2 separate regions of the Mus musculus genome follow, and region 2 is linked to region 1. A link is a loop called in an ENCODE intact Hi-C map of the cell type or tissue named here. Cell type or tissue: heart. All regions are shown on one strand. Links, peaks and the distances in the headings refer to the core of each region. The heading gives the core; the rest is flanking DNA.

Region 1 (9,184 bases), core at 1,906-5,905:
GCTGGAGGTGCCTGCCGGGTGCTGGAAGAGAGAGAGTAAGAGGAAATGGTAGTCCTTTGTTGTTAAAGACCTGGCATAAGTTGTTCAGGCAGAGAAAGAGAAACTTTTGAGACAGGGCATAGCATCCACAAAGCCATGGAGGTACAGAATGAAAACTCAGGGGTTGTGATGCTGGAATTGGGGTAAGAAAAGGAACCCAAGCCGCTAGCAGGTCGGGAAGGCCACAGATGTCTGTAGGCAGGAAGGGGGCCAAGAGTTAAGAGATTTTAGGATGGTTGGGTCTTGGCCTGCGTTGACACTGCTCTGGAAAGTTGCTTGACTTGAATTTAGGGGCTGCTGGACACAAGCCCGGTGTTGATTTTTTTAGTCAAGGACTTATGTTAAAGGGACAGAAAGGAGGGGGCAGTTTCACTTGATATGTAAGAGAGGAACTATGCTGGCATGTATTTGAACTGTTTGGCAGTTGGAGGTGATCCAACAGATTATCACAGTTCTCAAGAGAATAATGGAAGAGGTGTGTTCCAGGAAACAAACCGTCAGAACCCTGCTTCTCCTGTTAACTTGCACATCCCCTCTTTACACAGGTTAGAAGTTCAAGCTGATGTCCAAAAGGAAATTTTCCCCAAAGACACAGCCAGTCTTGGTGCAATTAGCGACAGCGCAAGCACTCGTGCTATGGCCGGTTCCATAATCAGTTCCTACAACCCACAGGACAGGTATGAGCAGGCAGAGCCCGGGACAGCTGTATTCATTGGGTAATAGGTCCTCAGCGCTCCCTTCCTCATCTCAGGGCCCTGGGTGCCATCTAGTGGAGATGTGGCGTGCTTCTGAATCCATTGTGCTGGAGTGTTCATCTCTTAAATCTTGTTAGCCTTTGACTTTCCTCCCTCCCTCCTTTCTTCCCTCACCATCTCTTTCCCACCTTTTCCTTCTTTTGTCTAGCTGTTGCAACAGTGGAATTATTCAAATGGAGTTTAAAGAGCTAGACTGATGTTAGCTAGGGCCTGGGTCTAGATCTCCTCTCCGTTCCACTGCAGGAGGAATGAATGGCTTCTGACTGTGATGCAGTCGTAACAAGCTGCCAGCTTGCTCTTACATTTCTATTAAAAGTAAGGTAGGATGAGGTACTTAGTTGAATTCTGGAAGCTATTTATTTGTGTGTTAGATTGTTGTAAATGAGTATGCATATATGTATACCTACATGCCAGAAGAGGGCATCAGATACCATTACAGATGGTTGTGAGCCACCATGTGGTTGCTGGAAATTGAACTCAAGACCTCTGAAAGAGCAGCCAGTGCTCTTAACTGCTCAGCCATCTCTCCAGTCCCTCTGGAAGCTCTTTTTAGATGTTTTAAGGAGAGCAAGCGTGTGTGTGTGTGTGTGTGTGTGTGTGTGTGTGTGTGTGTGTGTGTGTGTGTAAAGGGAAAGTGAGAAGTGAGCTCTGGTCTACGTGGACCCACCTCTTCTAACTACTTAAGCCAAAACCCAGAAACTATTTTAGGAGCAGGTATAATATAACATAACCTATGCGTGACTCTCAGCACAGTGAATTTTGTTCCCACAGAGAGTGCAACAATATGGAAATCCAAGTGGACATTGAAGCCAAACCAAGTCACTATCAGTTGGTGAGTGGCAGCAGCACAGAGGACTCGCTCCATGTCCATGCTCAGGTGGCAGAGAAGGAAGAAGAGGGTAATGGTGCTGGTGGTGGCAGCGGTGGCAGTGAAGACGATCCCCCTTACAAACACCAAAGCTGTGAACAGAAAGACTGCCTGGCCAGCAAGGCTTGGGACATCAGCCTGGCCCAGCCTGAGAGCATCCGCAGTGACCTGGAGAGCTCTGACACGCAGTCAGATGACGTGCCAGACATCACCTCAGATGAGTGTGGCTCGCCCCGCTCCCATGCTGCAGCCTGCCCCTCCACCCCCCAAGTCCACGGTGCACCGAGCCCAAGTGCCCACAAGAACCTCGCTGCTCCAGCTGAGGGCCAGACTGTCTTGAAGTCAGAAGAGTATGAAGTGGAATGAAGGCCCCTGTTCTGAGAAGCACACTTGTTGTAACTGCATCTTTTGGAATCTTTTTCGGGGGAGGGTGGGGATTTATGTATTTTGTTTCAAAGATTCTCTGGTCAGGGTTCCCCCAGGGAAGTTCTGAGAAATTTACAATTTCTTACCAGATAAAAAATGAAATTTGCCTCTAGTATCCCTCCCCCTATCCTCTCATTTTTAGTTTTAATTTATTGGCTAAACTGATGTTGGCAATCTGTGAGGTGTGTCAAAGAATGTACATATGTATGTGTGTATATTGTATGTATGCTAACATTATTGATGACACATTTTAATAAAGAATTCTGTCATAACTGACCTCATGTCACTGTCCTTGGCTTGGGTAGTCCTGCAGAGCCAAGTGTTTATTGGAAGAGTAGTCTATCTGTCTGTGAGAGGCCTGCGGTTTTCTAACCCCAGGGAAGAAGGGTTTTACTCCCTCCAACTGCAGTGGAGTCGCTTGTAGAGCAGCTTCTCCTCCCATACAGGAAGCCAAGGCAGGCTTGCTGTAGACTGGAGTCAGGCTGAGTCTGCAATAGCGAGGAGACCGAGTTGCACCTTTTTTGCCCTCGAGAGGCAGTTCTGCAGTTTTCCTGTCAGAGCCAGATTCATACTCACCACACTCTATAGTCAGTGTTTAGGGGCAGAGTCTGTGGAGAGGGCTTGGTGACCCCGCAGGGTTACAGTTAGGAAGCAACTGGGGCTGAAACCCAGATCCCTGTGCATACTGTGTAGCTGCTCTACCCCTGAGCCGCATCCCAGCCTAGGAGCCAAGCCTATGGGAGCAAGAGCTGTTTCTGCAAGATCCCAGGCAATAGCTAGCATAGATGTTGGCTGTGCTCTCAGGTACACGCTCCCTGCCAGCCTAGTTAGAGAGAGGCTGAGAAATGCGGCCTCCAGGGAAAGCAGCGGGCAGGCGTGCCGCCCAAGTCTCCCTTGAGCTTACACGGTTAGCAGGAGTGAGCTGTTAGTACCAGAAATCTGGGCACTGTCAAGAATAAGGTCCTTGGGCTGGGGGGAGCGGGGGGTGGTTCAGCAGAGGCATGCTTGGCTAACGTGGACAAGGCCCTGGGTTCAGTCCCTGGTACCATAAAGTAATAATAGTAATGATAATAAATAATGTCTTTAGGAATGAAAGCTCATACAAAGAACTGCAGAGCAAGAGATTCAATGTCAGAATTCCAGATCTGACTGTCAGTTACTTTCCTATGCCCCCATTTTGCCCAATCCTTAAACCAGAATCAGGCAGCTTGTTGATCGATCGCCTTAGCACTGGGCCCAGGGGAAGAGCCGAATGCATCTTTGTCTGAGGACCAGCTGCCTTTCTGTTTGTATTCACAGGTTTACCTGCTGCCTTATGCAGTAAAGGATGGGGCGTCCAGACAGCAGCCACTGTGGAAGATCTTACTTCTCAGGCTCCACAGGCCACCTTGCATTTCCTTGCATATTGGAACAGGAAATGCTGTTAATGGACTTGGCGTCTCAGTAAGAAAGTGTCCTAGAGATGTCCCGGTGCGACTAAAGGAACCTGTTGGGGAGAAAAGGCAGACAGTTTGGAGACCCCTGAAATGCAAACAACCCACTCGAGATTTGCAATTCTTCTAAAGCCTCATCAAAAAAGCACTTAACTTGGATAAAGTCAAAGGCAGTACGTCAAAATGCGTGGTCTAGAGTCAAACCTGTAGTCTTTGTTGTTGTTGTTGTTGATTTGTGCTGTCCTGGAACTCACTCTGTAGACCAGGCTGGCCTTGAACTCAGAAATCCACCTGCCTCTGCCTCCTGAGTGCTGGGATTAAAGGCATGCACCACCACACCCAGCCAAACCTGTAGTCTTTATCTGGTAAATGTATGAGGTAATGCTATAGAACTGGGCGGACTACTCACTCCCCCATGTCTGTTTCCTCTTAGTCTGATTCTGGGGCCACGGGTTAAGATGCTATACTGAAAATGCTTTGGTAAAGGCCATGTTTCTAATAAGGAGCAAAGTCAAGAACACTGGGTGTCTTGATACTGGAATTCAGTCTCAGGCTTATTTGACGTTCCCTAGTGTGAAACCAGCTGAGAAGGCTCGTTGGTGCCATCTGGAGGAAGAAATGGGTAATGCTCTACCTCATTCGCATCCTTTCACTGAGAGGCCCAGGACACTGTAGGTATGGAAGGTAACAATAGGGAGAGCACACGGTTTCTGTCTCCATGGGGCTTACATTCCAGTGAGAGGAGACGAGATGGATGCTACCTACATGAGGAGAGGTATGTTCTTGGGAGCGAGTGACAGACGGGGCTGTTTCTGAGTGGCAGTGTTTTTGCTTTCCAGCACTGTGACAAAATACCTGAGATTTCACCTGGGAAAGAGGAAGGGGCCATGGTCCTGTGGCTCCATTGCCATTGGGGCTGCAGTGAGACAGAGCATCATGGTGGGGGTGGAGTGGGATTACCTGGTGGGAGAAGCTCTTCTCAGCTCATGGCAGCCGGGAACCCCAGAGGGATGTGCTCACAATATCCCACTCAAGGGTGTGTATCTCATGGCCTAATTTCCTCCAGCGGGGCCTTCTTTCTTAGTTTTGACCACCTTCCAACACCACCAACCCAGCTAGGGACCAAGCCTTAGACAGATAGCCCCAAGCCCAAACTAAGAAGGGAGCAGAGAAACCATGTCTGAAGATACAGCACACTATCGTGTCTGTGATGGGCACGCTGTGGGTCGAGTCAGGGAGCAGAGCTGCTTAAAAGGCAAGGTTGTGCAATGCCTCAGAACAGCTTGGGAGGAGAGGTCAGGAGGAGTAGCACTCGGGCCAGTGTAGTGGGTGTGTGCAGCCAGCTTCCACAGGGCACATCTGGTCCCTTGACATGACAAGAGGCTTTGGGCTTGGTGGATGAGTAACGTGTCCCTAACACACCGTCTTATACTGCAGAGGCCATCAAGCTTCGAGCATCGTGTCTTCCTTGAAGCCAAGGCTCTGTGTGTAACTCGTCTTGCCAGTGAGATGCATGAATGCAGTGTAGACAGAAGGGACCAACGGGGAGACTTTCTTTAGCTTCTTTGGCTGACGCTCCTGCAAAATCGCCACACCTCAGATTGCTCCTCAGCGGTCCAGGGTCAGCAGTAGCTTTTGGGGTATGCAAGGGCATCTCCAGCCGGAGGCAGCAGCTTGGTGCATGTTCTTAGAGCTAGGTGGCTCCTCATCTCTATGGTGATGTAGCCGTTCCCATGCATGTGGGGATAACTGTGGGGACCTAGAAACACAGTCTCCAGCCCCTCAGGGCTTTCCAACTCTTTGTGAACACTTCCTTTGTCTGCATTGAACCCTTTCTACTTAAAATTGTTAATGTTTGGGGTTTGTTTGGGTTTTTTTCCCCCCTCTGTAACTTCTGTTGTTGTTGTTTCAGAAACAGTAACAGTACAAACCTTAGCTCAGTCTTGACTAAGTTGGGTTTGAAGGAAATGAGGATGTCATAGCTTTGGGATATGGTAAACTCCAGTCACCCGACATGCAGTCTTTTAGAAGAAAGACCGAGCATCTGCAGGGAAAGGCCAGCACATAGGGAACAGGGTTGGATGACAGAGAGAAAAATGAAGGGTTCCAGACACATCCCATAGATCCCTAAACATCTTCCCTTGTAGCCACAAGCCTGACATATTTGAAGTAAAATAGGGCCAGGCCGGGTTTCCTGTGTGGTAGGGCATTGCTTTGTTGAAGCAATAGGACCCTGAAATGAGAGGTGGGAATACTCCCTCTGCTCTGGGTAAATCCATCAACCCCACTGTCTCTCCCTACAAAGCTCCTCCCAGCATAGAAGGAGCACTCCTAATTCCCTCCTGTGGAGAACCTGGGGGTCGCCACCTCGGAAGAGAATGCCCATCCCTGTTCCCCGGCCACACCCTCTCGTTAACCTCATCAGAGCTGGAGTCAGGGTCTCTGCCTCTGGAAGAAGGTGCAGCCATCAGACTGAGCAGGGCTGAGACACTCAGCAGTTCTCCACAGAAACCTGGCAATGTGTGGATTTGACTCTAGAGCTGTCTCACCAAGAAGAGAGAATGAAAATTCTATTCTTGTTGGTTGAGTTGGTCCGTATGGACAAAGACACTCTGGAGTCAAGTCTGGTTCCTGACTTTGGCAGCTAAGAATGGTTCTCAGCTGAGTGGTTGGATAAAACTTAGTCTTTAAGGTGGCCTATACTCAAAGAAATTGATATGCCTAAAATTCCTTAGTCTAGTTGGAAGAATCAAAAGCACAAAGATAGAAATGTAGATTATAGACTATGTGTGTGACTTTGTTTTGTTTTGTTTTTGAGACAGGTTATATAGACCAGGCTCACCTCAAACTCACTATGTAGCCAAAGATGACCTCAAACTTATTTTAAAAACAAAGTTTATTTTAGCAAGCAAAAAGATTTTTAGCAGGTGAGAAGACAAAAGAAAGAATGTAGAGGAGGAGGGACTGGGTTGAGCCATGATCCTCAACCCAGCCCTGAAAGCCATGATCCTCCGTGTGCTGCTGAGGTTACAGTGTGTGCTACCCAGCTTGGATTCTGCCGCGCTGGGCATGGAACCCAGGTCTCCGTCATGCCAGGCTAGTGCCCTACCAAGCAAGCCATCCATCCCGACCCCTTAGCTTGCATTTCTGTTGTCCAGATTTTTCCAGTCATCAGTCCTTTCACCATGGCATTGGGAAGGTCAGAAGGAAAGGGGACACCTACTGGGTTTTATTTGGTGGACAAACTCAGGTTCTCAGGAAAGTAACACTTGCCAACCGATCTACCTCCCAAGGCTGGACCTAAAGACTTTAAGGAATGTAACCACTAAGTCAAAATCCTTGACATTTGGTAGGCATGATGCAATCCTGAAGTGACAGGGCCAGGGGTTATTCTCCAGGCAAAAAAACGCTGAAAATTGTAGTTTGTGTGTGTGTCTGTCTGTCTGTCTGTCTGTCCCCCAAGATCTAGCAATTAGAAGCCTGTCTGGAGCCACCAAAACAGAGAGCTGTGGGGTGCTGGGTCTTGGATGAAAAAGCACGGGAACACCATCAGAACCACGTTAGAGATCCAATTTCCTACAAAGATCTTAAGCCCCGGTGTTCCCTGCTCCTGTGTTTAGGGCGGTAGAAATGCTAGGTCTTTAGGGATTGCTTGGAAATCGGCCTCAAGCTGGCACAACTACATCAATTTAAAAGGAATCTGCGGTCCACTCATTAGAAGAGAGGTTCTAGGCCTATCATGAATTGAACTGTCTCCTAATCCCCACTACCTCAAAATGTGGCTGTATTTGGAAGCAGTGTTCTCCCAAATATAGTTAAGATGTCAACCTGAAGCAGGATAGCCTCCTCCTAACCCAGTACGGATGAGGTCTGATGTCTTAAAAAAAGAAAAAAAAAAAAGGATTGGGGGCTGGAGATGTGGCTCACAGAATGTATGAGGCCTGGTGGGCTTGATTCCCAGATCTCTCTCTCTCTCTCTCTCTCTCTCTCTCTCTCTCACACACACACACACACACACACACACACACACACACACACACACACACACAAATGGGGAGCAGATATGTGCACAGAGTAGACATCGAAGAGAGATGGAAATGACGGAACCAGGAGAAGCCAAAGACTGCAAGACCCCGGGTTGCTAAAAGCAAGGATCGGATTCTCCCTTTCTAGCCACAGAAGCTTAAAGTACAGATCTAAGGCTGACGGCGCCCAGACCCAAAGCAACCAACTCCTGTGATAAAGCCACATGGCTTTGGCACTTTGTCAAGGGGTCAGTTAAGAAAGGGAACTGGGGCCCGGGTCTAGCTCACATTGCTAGTCTGTGGTCCTTCCTCTCCCAGTTCCTGTAGACTAGAATCTTCCCACTGGCTCAGAGTGAAAGCTATTATGGTTAAAACACCAAAGAAAAGTCTAGACTTGCTTTTCCCCAGAAAATCATAAGCCAAAAGCGTTTGGGAAGGGACAGGTCCTCATGTGACCACCACTGGCTTCAATCTCCCTATGTACCTGAAGGTGAATTTGAACCAATGCTCCTGCCTCAGTGCTGGGATTCCAGATGTGTGACCATCACCATGGTTTATGCCCTGCTAGTGATTGAATCCAGGATGTCATGTCTGCTAGACCAGTGGTTCTCACCCTTCCTGGTGCTGTGACCCTTTAATACAGTTCTTCATGTCGTTGTGGTGACCCCCCAATCATAAATATTTTCATTGCTACTTCATAACTAATTTTTCTACTGTTATGTAATAATGTAAATATCTGACATATGATTCCCGTGAGTCATTTGACCCCCAAAGAGGTCGAGACCCACAGGTTGAGAATTGCTATGCTAGACAAACACTATCAACTGACCTACATTCAAAGTCATCAGAGTGACTGGAGGAAATGAGCTATTAGTTCAGGACTCATCCATTTCTTGGCTACACATAGCTGCTATTGTGTATATAATCTCCTTATGAAGCAACCCTGGAGCCCTTAGCCACACCATGAAATGTGACCACTGGCCTGCTTCCCCCAGCCCAAGAAGCAGGAAACAAGTCAATCACACGTCCCTCTGTCCTGCTTCTAGGTTGCCTGGCCTCTCAGCTCTGCTCAAGTCTAATCTGCTCCTACATCTCTGAAAAGATCACTCTTTAGGTCTCTGGCCTCGTAGGACGTGGCAGGCATCTAAACCAAGGGACAAATCAGGTCCCAAAGGATAGGGACAGAGAGTAAAGTGCCTGTCATTCAAACCAAGAACCTGCGTGTAGATCCTTAGCATCTACATAAGAGTCATGCAGGGTGGCACCTGTCACCTTAGTCCCTGGGAGCAGGTGGGTCCTAGGAACCCAGTGTCCAGCGGCCTACCTGAATCAGTGACTCTGTCTCAATAAGGTAGAGGGTCGGTGAGGCGGCTCCATGAGCTCAGGTGTTTACCCCAAGCCTGACGACCTGAGTTGAACCTCTGGGACTCAATGGTGGAAGGAGAGAGTCGGCTCCCAAACGTTGTCCTGGAGCCTCCACGCATGTACTGTGGCACCTGTGCATGGCCTCACACACACACACACACACACACACACACACACACACACACGAAAGATGAAAATTAATAAAAATTAAAATAAGATGGAAGATGACCAAAGAAGACAGTAGCATGTCAGTAGCCTCTGGCTTCCACATAC
Region 2 (9,184 bases), core at 2,915-6,914, 160 kb before region 1:
ACCAGAATAGATACTATAGCAGAGTTACACCCATACACATATTTACAATGGCCTAAGGGGAAGGTGGACTATACAAGAGACTAAAATAGGAACTGTGGCAAGGACGCGAAGCCCTTGACCCTGGCTTCTAAGATTAGTGAATTTTAGGTGGAGCCCTTGTTGATCCCAGCTGTTATCAATGTATTCTATCCTGGGTGGTTCCCGTTAGACCTTTTGTGTTTGCATTCCTCTGTTTTATGTAAGATTCCAGTTACCTCAATTGTACCTTGCGAATATGTCACCCAACTTCCTTATTGTCCTCTGCATAAAAAGTCTGATGCTCGAGTTGTAAAATTACATTCAGATTCCACACAAACTCTCCTGCGTGTGTGTCTGTCTGTCATCATCCACGCTTTGCCCACCCGCGTCGAGAGACCCCGTTCCACGCAGACATAGGGACCCAAAAGGTCTGCGGCAACACACAAACACATAAAGACAGAGGCAGAGAGAGAGAGAGAGAGAGAGAGAGAGAGAGAGAGAGAGAGAGAGAGCGCTGCCAGGTGCCCAAACACTCACCCAAGGTCCCACAATCTCGGCCTCTGTTGCCCTGTCCCATACCTCCTCCGTGACATGGGAACATAATATCATGTGGGATATGGCTGCAGAGGTCAGAGGCACAGCCTGCCCCGGGAGAGCAAGCCACCTGATACCCCACCCCTTTGTGCAGATCAGGGCAGCGTGCAGACTGTGGTGATCATCATCCCAGCCCTGAACTCCCTGTCCACGCTGCTGATCGTCAGCTGCATCTTATGGAAGACATGCCGACAGCGGGCCCGCCTCACCTATCCCAGCCCTCCATCTCCATGAAAGGACCCAGGGAAACCTCTCCAGGACCCTGACGGGCATGGCAATTTGTACAGGTAATGCCAGAACTTGGGAGGAGGAATACATAAAAACCTGTCTGGAAAGGAGGAAAAGGAAAAGAGGGCTACTAGAACTGACGGGGAATTTGTCTTTGATTTGGTTACAGCACCATATGTACCCAATGGTGAAGCCCTGGCACGTCTGCACACCCGTGACACTTCAGTGTGAGACGAAGAGGAGAAATCTTCTTTGCTCTCTCAAGGCAACAAGTCATGAAGTGCTCCACTGCCTTGAGCCTTAGCCACAACTAGGGTAGTGCCTCTTAGAGTCCCCTGCCCTGCCCTGGTTCTACCGTACCTTCCTCCACAAACCCTGAGATCTAGAGGGGCTCATTCAGTCACTGTTGTTATCATGGCTCTGATGATGGTGAGCCATATGTCCCCTCCCTGTAGCCTCTTGATGTGTGTGTGTGTGTGTGTGTGTGTGTGTGTGTGTGTGTGTGTGTGACAGAGGGGATGGAGAGCAAGGTGTGAGTGTGAACCCACATTCCTTTGCACATGCATGGAGGACAACTTTGTGAAGTTGGCTCTCTGACCTGGACCAGCAGGTTGGTCTTCAGTGTCAGGTCCCAAAGAGAAAGAAAGGATCATGGGGTCAAAAAAATACAGAAGATAAGGAAGTTGGGGTCAGGGGGTCTTATGCAAGCTATGCCTTATGCCAAGCAAGTTTATTAAGAAGTCTAACATCTTATATACAGTTTTCAGGGGTAGGAGTGGGACAGAGTCAGTGGGAAGCTAACAAAGCAATGAACACGGAGGAAACACAGGAGGTCTCACGTGTGTCACAGGCAAGCACATGGAGGAAACACAGGAGATCTCACATGTGTCACAGGCAAACACACGGAGGACACACAGGAGATCTCACTTGTGTCACAGGCAAACACATGGAAGAAACAGAGATCTCACGTGTGTCACAGGCACATGCTCTGCTGTCTTGGAACTGACAACCCTAGCTTAGGATGGGAAGATGGAGTTCTTAGGATGAAGTCACAGCTCCCGCTAGGCCCTGGACCCAGGCTGCCACTGGCTTTGCCAAGCATATTCCTGGCTTTAGACAGGGAGCTGTGGTCCTTCTCCATACATCAGAGCCTCAGGAAAAAGTTCCCCTAAGGCCCTGGACCCCAGGCTGCTACTGGCTCTGCCAAGCATGTTCCTGGCTTTAGACAAGGATCTATGTTCTTTCTCCAAACAACAGGGCCCCAGGAAAAGCCTTGGGTTAGCATGGCTCCTAACAGTTCTCTCTTACCACCACTATCCCCTGAATTCCGTGGATTAAGCAACCAAGCCACCTCATTGTAGCTAGTGCTTGCAATTTTTTAAGGCAAGATTTTTTTCTGTGTAGCCAAAACTGTTCCAGAACCCACTTTGTAGACAAGGCTGGCCTCGAACTCATAGAGATCCGATTGCTTCTACCTCCAGAGTACTAGGATTAAAGTCACATGCTACCATGCTTGGATACTTTTTGTACTCTTAATGAAAAACAAACGTACAGACACAGACAGACAATCCTTTAATTTTTTAAAAAAGATTTATTTTTTTTTTATGTGAGTACACTATAGCTGTCTTCAGACACACCAGAAGAGGGCATCAGATCCCATTACAGATGGTTCTGAGCCACCATGTGGTTGCTGGGAATTGAACTCAAGACCCAGTTGTCTGGATGTGGGCAGGGTTGTATTTTGCTAGGTTATGGCTCACCTAAGACAGTTCAACAAATGAAAGAGAGGCGAGGGAGTTGAAGATTAATGCGAGAGAATAAGTATAAAGACTACTCGTGGTGATGAGGCTGGCAGAAGACCCTTTCCATGCTGTTCATCGCTATTCCAGCTTTCCTGCCTCACCAAACACTGAATAGGAAAGTACCCTCTGCCCACTTATGGTTAGATGTGGCCATGTGCCTGACTTGGGCCAATTTGATGGTGCTAAGACCTAGATGGAACAATTTTGCCAACAAGGCACCCCCAAGTAAGTTCTCTTTTTATTCTAACAGATGGCCAGCATGATTTGAAATGCTGGCTTCTTCCATCACCTTCGTGACTCGAAGATTATATCAGTGGTGCCCGCAGAAGGCCCGTAGTGTTTAAGTAGTATAAACAAGAAATGAATGTCCTTTTAAATCTTACAGTCTAAACCACTGGAAGGTGGGGACTGGTTGTTACTGCAGCACAGCTCTGCCTACCTGACTTATAGAACCGGAAGAAAGGATATTAACGTGGGAGAGTTAACACAAAATGTAGACTTCCTGGCAGTGCCTGGTGTTGATGGAGTCAGGTTACAAGAGCAAGAGAAGGGCTGGAAATGCAGCAAGTACCTCATGGAGAATCAGATTCATGGTGCATGGCCACTGTAGAGAGTGGCAGAGGTGGAGAGAAGGCAAAGTCTCCGAAAGAGGTCTAGGAATGGGGATGACAGCATTGAAAGGCTCATCTTCGTGCATACGGAAATCCTTGAAGATGGAAACTGCTACACAGCATGGGAAAGGTACCCACAAACCAAAGTCTTATTGTTTCTACCTGAGACCGAGTGATGAATGCAATGAGGGCAAGGGGTTTTGTGTCCACTTTCATGTCCCCAGTGCCAAATCTCAGTCTTGATGCCATTGCTCCTAACATACTTTGTTTATCGGAATGGGATCATTGAGCCCCGCCCCTACTCCAGGAGAGAGGATTGAAGCAGGATGTGGATTCAGGGATGCAGGATCGTTGAGGACAATCTTAGAAACTGCCTGACAGCTTCTCTTCAGGCCTCCTAGCTCACCATCTAAAGTGTATAGCTGACATCTTCTCTCCCCTCTGAGAAATTCTGATGGCTCACTGGTACGGCCAGAACACGCTCTTTCCTAATATGCCCCAAGCCTCCAGCCCATTCTTGCCTTCTGTTCTGCCCCTGAACTCCCAAGGACTTTGAATTATCATGCCACTATTCCTGTCACATGCCATTCCCATGAAATGCCACTGCTTCTTAGCAAGTCTGTTCTGGGCTGCACAGGCGGTTATATTTATCTCTAGTTAGACATCCTTTGGAGATCTTGCTTTTCTCTAAAACAAACCTCAGCACACCAAATTACCACTCTCTCTGCTTGAATATGTCATAGGATTGCAAATTTAACATGTTCAGGAATCTGTTTCTTCCCTGGGATTTAGCCAGAGTTGCATTTTGGACGCACTCATCCCCATTTCTTACAAAACCTGGCCCCTGGTCTGGTGTATACAAGACCCTCGCTAACTCCATTAGTGTCATTAAAATATCCGAAGAACAGCCATTTGTGACAGGGTGATACTAAGTCAATACACACACTACTAATAAAAGCGTCTATGCGCATCACCAGCTGCCTACACATGGGGGGAAAAAGCTGGGAGAAGGAAGGAGAGGTGCCCTAACCTGCTCCTCTAGTTACTGTCTGTTCTTAGACATGTTCCCTCGTATTTACGCTTCTGTTTCCTCATTTCTAAACGTAAACAATTTAAGTAGTCACTGATGGTTAGCACATACCAGGGACTGTTCCGTTTTTTGTTTTGGTTGTTTTTTGTTTTGGTTTTTTTGTTTGTTTGTTTGGTTCGTTGGTTTTGTGGTTCTCTTTTTTTTTTTTTTTTTTTTTTTTTTTTGGTTTTTCGAGACAGGGTTTCTCTGTATAGCCCCAGCTGTCCTGGAACTCACTTTGTCCCATAAGTTTTAAATATGTTAATTTAACAACATATATAGCAGGTACTATATTTCCATTTTACAGACACAGTCATTGTGGCGCAGAGTAATTTACGCCGCGTGACGCGGCTAATAAATGGTAACATTAAGATTATGACACAGGCAGTGAGGGTGAGAATCTTGGTCGTAAAATTCACTCCACGGGGTTGTGTGGGTAAAATGAATAATGCAAATTAAGGGCAAGGGCAGGCCAAGGCAGGCCTGACAGTAGGCATTCTTATTTTTAAATGCCCAGTATCATCTCTTGGAAACGGAGAATTCATTCAAAGCCCCCGGTTTTCTGCACGAACTCAGCAGAGAACATCCACACTGCTTTGCGGTTCTCAACTCTGGAAGGCTCCTAGTTGGAAGCAACCGTAGGTGATGGACCAGAGGGCGGCTTGCTGCAGGGCCTGGGTCCCAGGCATTTCTGAGCGGGCGAACACGAGGTCGACCCATGTCGCTGCTGTCCCGGTTGTCAGGTTCCCGTGGAAGCCCCGGCTGCGGAGCGCATTTCTGGCTTTCCACCTATGGATTCGGCAGTTTGCCCAAGTCGGTAAAGTCTATTCCTCCTCCCGGCAGGCAGAGGGCGCAGGAGCACATGGCTCGACGCCGAGGGGGGGGTTCTTGGATACGGAAGTGACGTCAAGAGAACGGACCTCTGAGGGACTTGGGTGCGGGGTTGAGAGGTTCTCTGGGTGCAGAGTGGAGAGCTTCCCCGAAGCCGAGTTAACTTCTTCGCATTTCTGATTCTACAAAGTGGAACTTAACTGTGCTCAGCTCTGACACTCTCATTTATGTTTTTAAATGAGAAAAATCAATGTCCTAGACCAAGGGACCTCTTATAGTCTACTCGGTGCTTCTCTGAGTGGAGGGAGAACCCCAAGAAGCAGGCGGTGCAGGGCCTAAGGAGTCCGGGCCAAGTGTCCCAACGCTATCCAGATTCAGGGAGGGAGGGAGGGACTTCCAAAGTCGAAGGAATGGTTTCCTAGGGTAGGGTTGCCCGAGTTAGCAAATAAAACGCAGGACACCCTGTTAAGCTTGAACTGCAGATAAAGTAATGTCTTTGCCTAGAAATACGCCAGATATTGCACGGACGCACACATGTACACACATTTATTCGCATTCAACCTTCACTGAGTGTTGTGTATTTTACCTGGCAATCCTCCCTCTAACACCACCTAGGAAGCCATACGATACGTCCACGTGTCTGTCCACGCGTCTCTCTCGTAGTAGCTAGTACTTTCTGAGCTCTGTTGCGCTCAGCTGTAATCCTGAGTTTCTCTGTAGGACTCCTAGCTCATCACAACGGTGACTGCACAATCTAAGGCTGCTTGGAAGCTTAGAGATCAAACGTCCTCTCTTTGGACTAAGGTGTGTCCGTTCCTAGACACTAAGGAACTGAATTGAGAATGGGAGCCTGGGAAGAGAGCTGGACAGAGAAAGAGTAATCTATCTTTTACTGGCATTTCAGTGGGAATCAACTGAAGGATTTTCTGCAGAATTGGGAAATCACTCAAAAATAGGACTTGTGTTTCAGAACAATTTCCAGGATGTCATAGCTGGTGATTGTTTACAGGGGTTACAATGCAGCAGGCAAAGGGGTGAGAGAAGCCCTACACTGTTGCCTTCTCTGTGGACCCTTCACTGCAGGACGTGAGCCAGTTTACACAGGCAGGCTTCCTGGATAGGGGTAGGGGAGAGGGCTCCCAGATAACGTATCTCCTGTGACCTCATGAGGTTCTGTGGCTGGGCCTGCTTCTCCCAGGTTGGAGGAAGAGACAGGGAGGAAAAGTTACCACCAGGTCTTCCCCTCTGTCCTGTTCTTTTTATAACTTTTTATTGATTCGTTGTGAGGGTCACACCATGCACCTGTGCCCCATTCATCCCCCTGTCCCCTCATGTCTGTCCTTCACTCTTGCAGCCTCTGTCATCCCCACCACCACCACCACCAAACAAAGCACTCACACAGAAACAATAAAAACAAAGCATAGAAAACATCTCACTGTGGAAGCTGTAGTGTGTCCCAGTGTGTCCCACAGTCTATTCCTCTGGCCACACATTGTCACTTGCAAATGTTCACTTCGATGAATGAGTCAATGGTATGGTTCGAGATCTTTGGCTTCTGCCGAGCAGTGGTGGCACAGGCCTGTAATCCCAGCACTTGGGAGGCAGAGGCGCATGGATTTCTAGGATTTTCCTAGTCTACAGAGTGAGTTCCAGGACAGCCAGGGCTGCATAGAGAAACCCTGTCTCGAAAAACAAACAAACAAACAAAAAGATCTTAGGCTTCTACGACACAATCAACACTGGGTCCTCACTGGGCCTCCTCCTGGATATCCTGGTGTTGCCTGTGTCATGGAGATCCTGAAGCTGTGGAACAGCAGGGCCAGTTCTTTCATGAACCTCGCCATTCGCAGATGATACAGATCTTGGCGTAGACCAACTCAGAGCCCTGGATCTAGGCTTGGGCAGTAGCTGATGAGCTAGTCAACCCTGTGGCTCCCCCTTATCCATACCACCAGAGTGAGTTTCTCCGGCACTGCTCCAACTAGGCCACCCAACGCCGACTTTGGCAGGAGACAGGGTCAGCCCTCGTGTTGTGCTGCACAATCAAGGTGTGGGGCCAACTCTCTCAAGTGCTGTAGCCTGTGAGGGGCTGGGCCAGCTCACCCATCCTCTCACCCTCGGGGCTGATCCCCCTTCTGTGCTGTCCAGGTAAGGAGCAAGGCCATTCTCCTAAGTGCTATAGTTGGTGAGGGGAAAGGCTAGCTCTCCCAAGCTCATGAGGCATCACCTCTGCACCCGGGCCACCCCACTGCAGAGGAGTGGCAGGCTCAGATCTTCCACATTCATGCCCTCGGGCCAATTAAACCACACCCCTGCCACCAGAGTCAACTCCACTGTGCTGCCTGGGCAAGACACAATACAAGGCTTGCTCTCCCAAGTGCTGCCTCCGGTGAGAGATGGGAGCAGCTCTCCAGAGTGCTGCATCTACTGAAGGGCGTGGCCAGTTCTGCACAGCCTCTGGACATCCACGTGTTCCCCAGCGACTGCCCCGACCAGGGACATCCCCATGTTCCCTAGTGGGCATCAACACTGACCCCTGCCACTGCAGCCATGAACCAGGCTGGACCTCACCATGGCCCCAGGTGGTGGAGCTAGGCACCCACCACAGACTACTCTGCTCCACCCTTGAGCCTCCATCCAGTTCCATCTCTCTTCATACTGCTGAAACTGCTCCACGTGCCATTTTCTCCCATCTGACCACCACATGCTCACACACTGTGGTGGCTCCCACTGCAGCCCGGCTATGCAGCTGGTGGGGCCCTGGGAGACAGTCTCCGTCCATGCTGTGAATTGTGTTGCCAAGAGGGTTATGTATGGCCCACCCATGCTGTGCACTGGAGGGCAGGTCTCTAGCTGCTGTGGTGATCTGCAGGTCTACGTCTGTTTCTTTCCCCCTGCACTGCATTGCCGGGATTCGATTTGATTTCATTTTTATGAGTCCTTGGCATAAGACAGCTTTGGCCCCCAAGCCAGGCATCAAGCTAGGATGAACAAATGAACAAAGGCCTGCCATCTGCTCTGCCCCGACTGATATAAGAACATCACCCACAGGTGTCTCTTTGTCCATTATCGGAGAAGGGGAGAGAAGGAATCTGTTCTTTAAAAAAAAAAAAAAAGATTTATTTATTTTATGTACATGAGTACGCTGTAGCTGTCTTCAGACACACCAGAAGAGGGCATCGGATCCCATTACAGATAATTGTGAGCCACCATGTGGTTGCTGGGATTTGAACTCAGGACCTCTGGAAGAGCAGTCAGTGCTCTTAACCACTGAGCCATCTCTCCAGCCCTGTTTTTTTTTTTTTTTTTTAGTACCATCTGTCTTAGTCAGGGTTTCTATTCCTGCACAAACATCATGACCAAGAAGCAGTTGGGGAGGAAAGGGTTTATTCGGCTTACACTTCCATACTGCTGTTCATCACCAAAGTAAGTCAGGACTGGAACTCAAGCAGGTCAGGAAGCAGGAGCTGATGCAGAGGCCATGGAGGGATGTTCTTTACTGGCTTGCCTCCTCTGGCTTGCTCAGCCTGCTCTCTTATAGAATCCAAGACTGCCAGCCCAGAGATGGTCCCACCCACAAGGGGCCCTTCCCCCTTGATCACTAACTGAGAAAATGCCTTACAGTTGTATCTCATGGAGTCATTTCCTCAACTGAAGCTCCTTTCTCTGTGGTAACTCCAGCTGTGTCAAGTTGACACAAAACTAGCCAGTACACCATCTTTCCAAGGTCTTGTGTTTCAGAAGTATGTACGACTTCATACTCTATCATTCCCTATTGTACTATGCACTACTAGAGGACACTAGAGGACACATAGGAACTTCTATCTCTGTGCCAGTTCCCACCACGGGTCACAGACACGTTAAAGGGTTGAATGGATGTTGAGGAAATCACCTTTGATGTAAATGCTAGGCCTTGGGCTGGGGACTTGACAGCCATTGACCTACTCTGAGTAATCCTCCGAGGGACAGACGTTCCTCCGAGGGACAGACGGACGTTTAGTGTTCATTGTTTCCCCAGTGTTAACAGACGC

Evidence for each region. A loop is a pair of places that touch in the nucleus more often than their neighbours do. Peaks named below come from ENCODE experiments on the same cell type or tissue, not always from the same donor. Only the 100,000 strongest peaks of a DNase experiment are listed, where the experiment ranks them.
Region 2: a loop joins it to region 1, with 7 times the contacts of the local background. A loop is called at or near these places in 4 of 42 quality-filtered maps.

Annotation. Positions count from the first base shown.
Region 1 is chr4:129,082,163-129,091,346 of GRCm38, forward strand. Rnf19b (ring finger protein 19B) reads left to right here. Exons shown (of 9, transcript NM_029219.2): 8 at 585-716; 9 at 1,566-2,364. The coding sequence ends at 2,028. Among named protein-coding and RNA genes, the nearest start is that of Tmem54, 19 kb to the right of the region's middle. In heart, for the core only: a CTCF peak has its summit at 4,138 (motif pointing left); no DNase peak of the experiment used is centred there; H3K27me3 peaks cover 543 bases.
Region 2 is chr4:128,919,977-128,929,160 of GRCm38, forward strand. Gm33901 (a long non-coding RNA gene) reads left to right here. Exons shown (of 3, transcript XR_376674.3): 2 at 707-899; 3 at 1,010-2,287. LOC115489376 (a small nucleolar RNA gene) reads right to left here and starts at 8,230; the gene lies at 8,085-8,230. In heart, for the core only: a CTCF peak has its summit at 5,161; a DNase peak (open chromatin) is centred at 5,215; H3K4me3 peaks cover 1,146 bases; H3K27ac peaks cover 934 bases; H3K27me3 peaks cover 929 bases.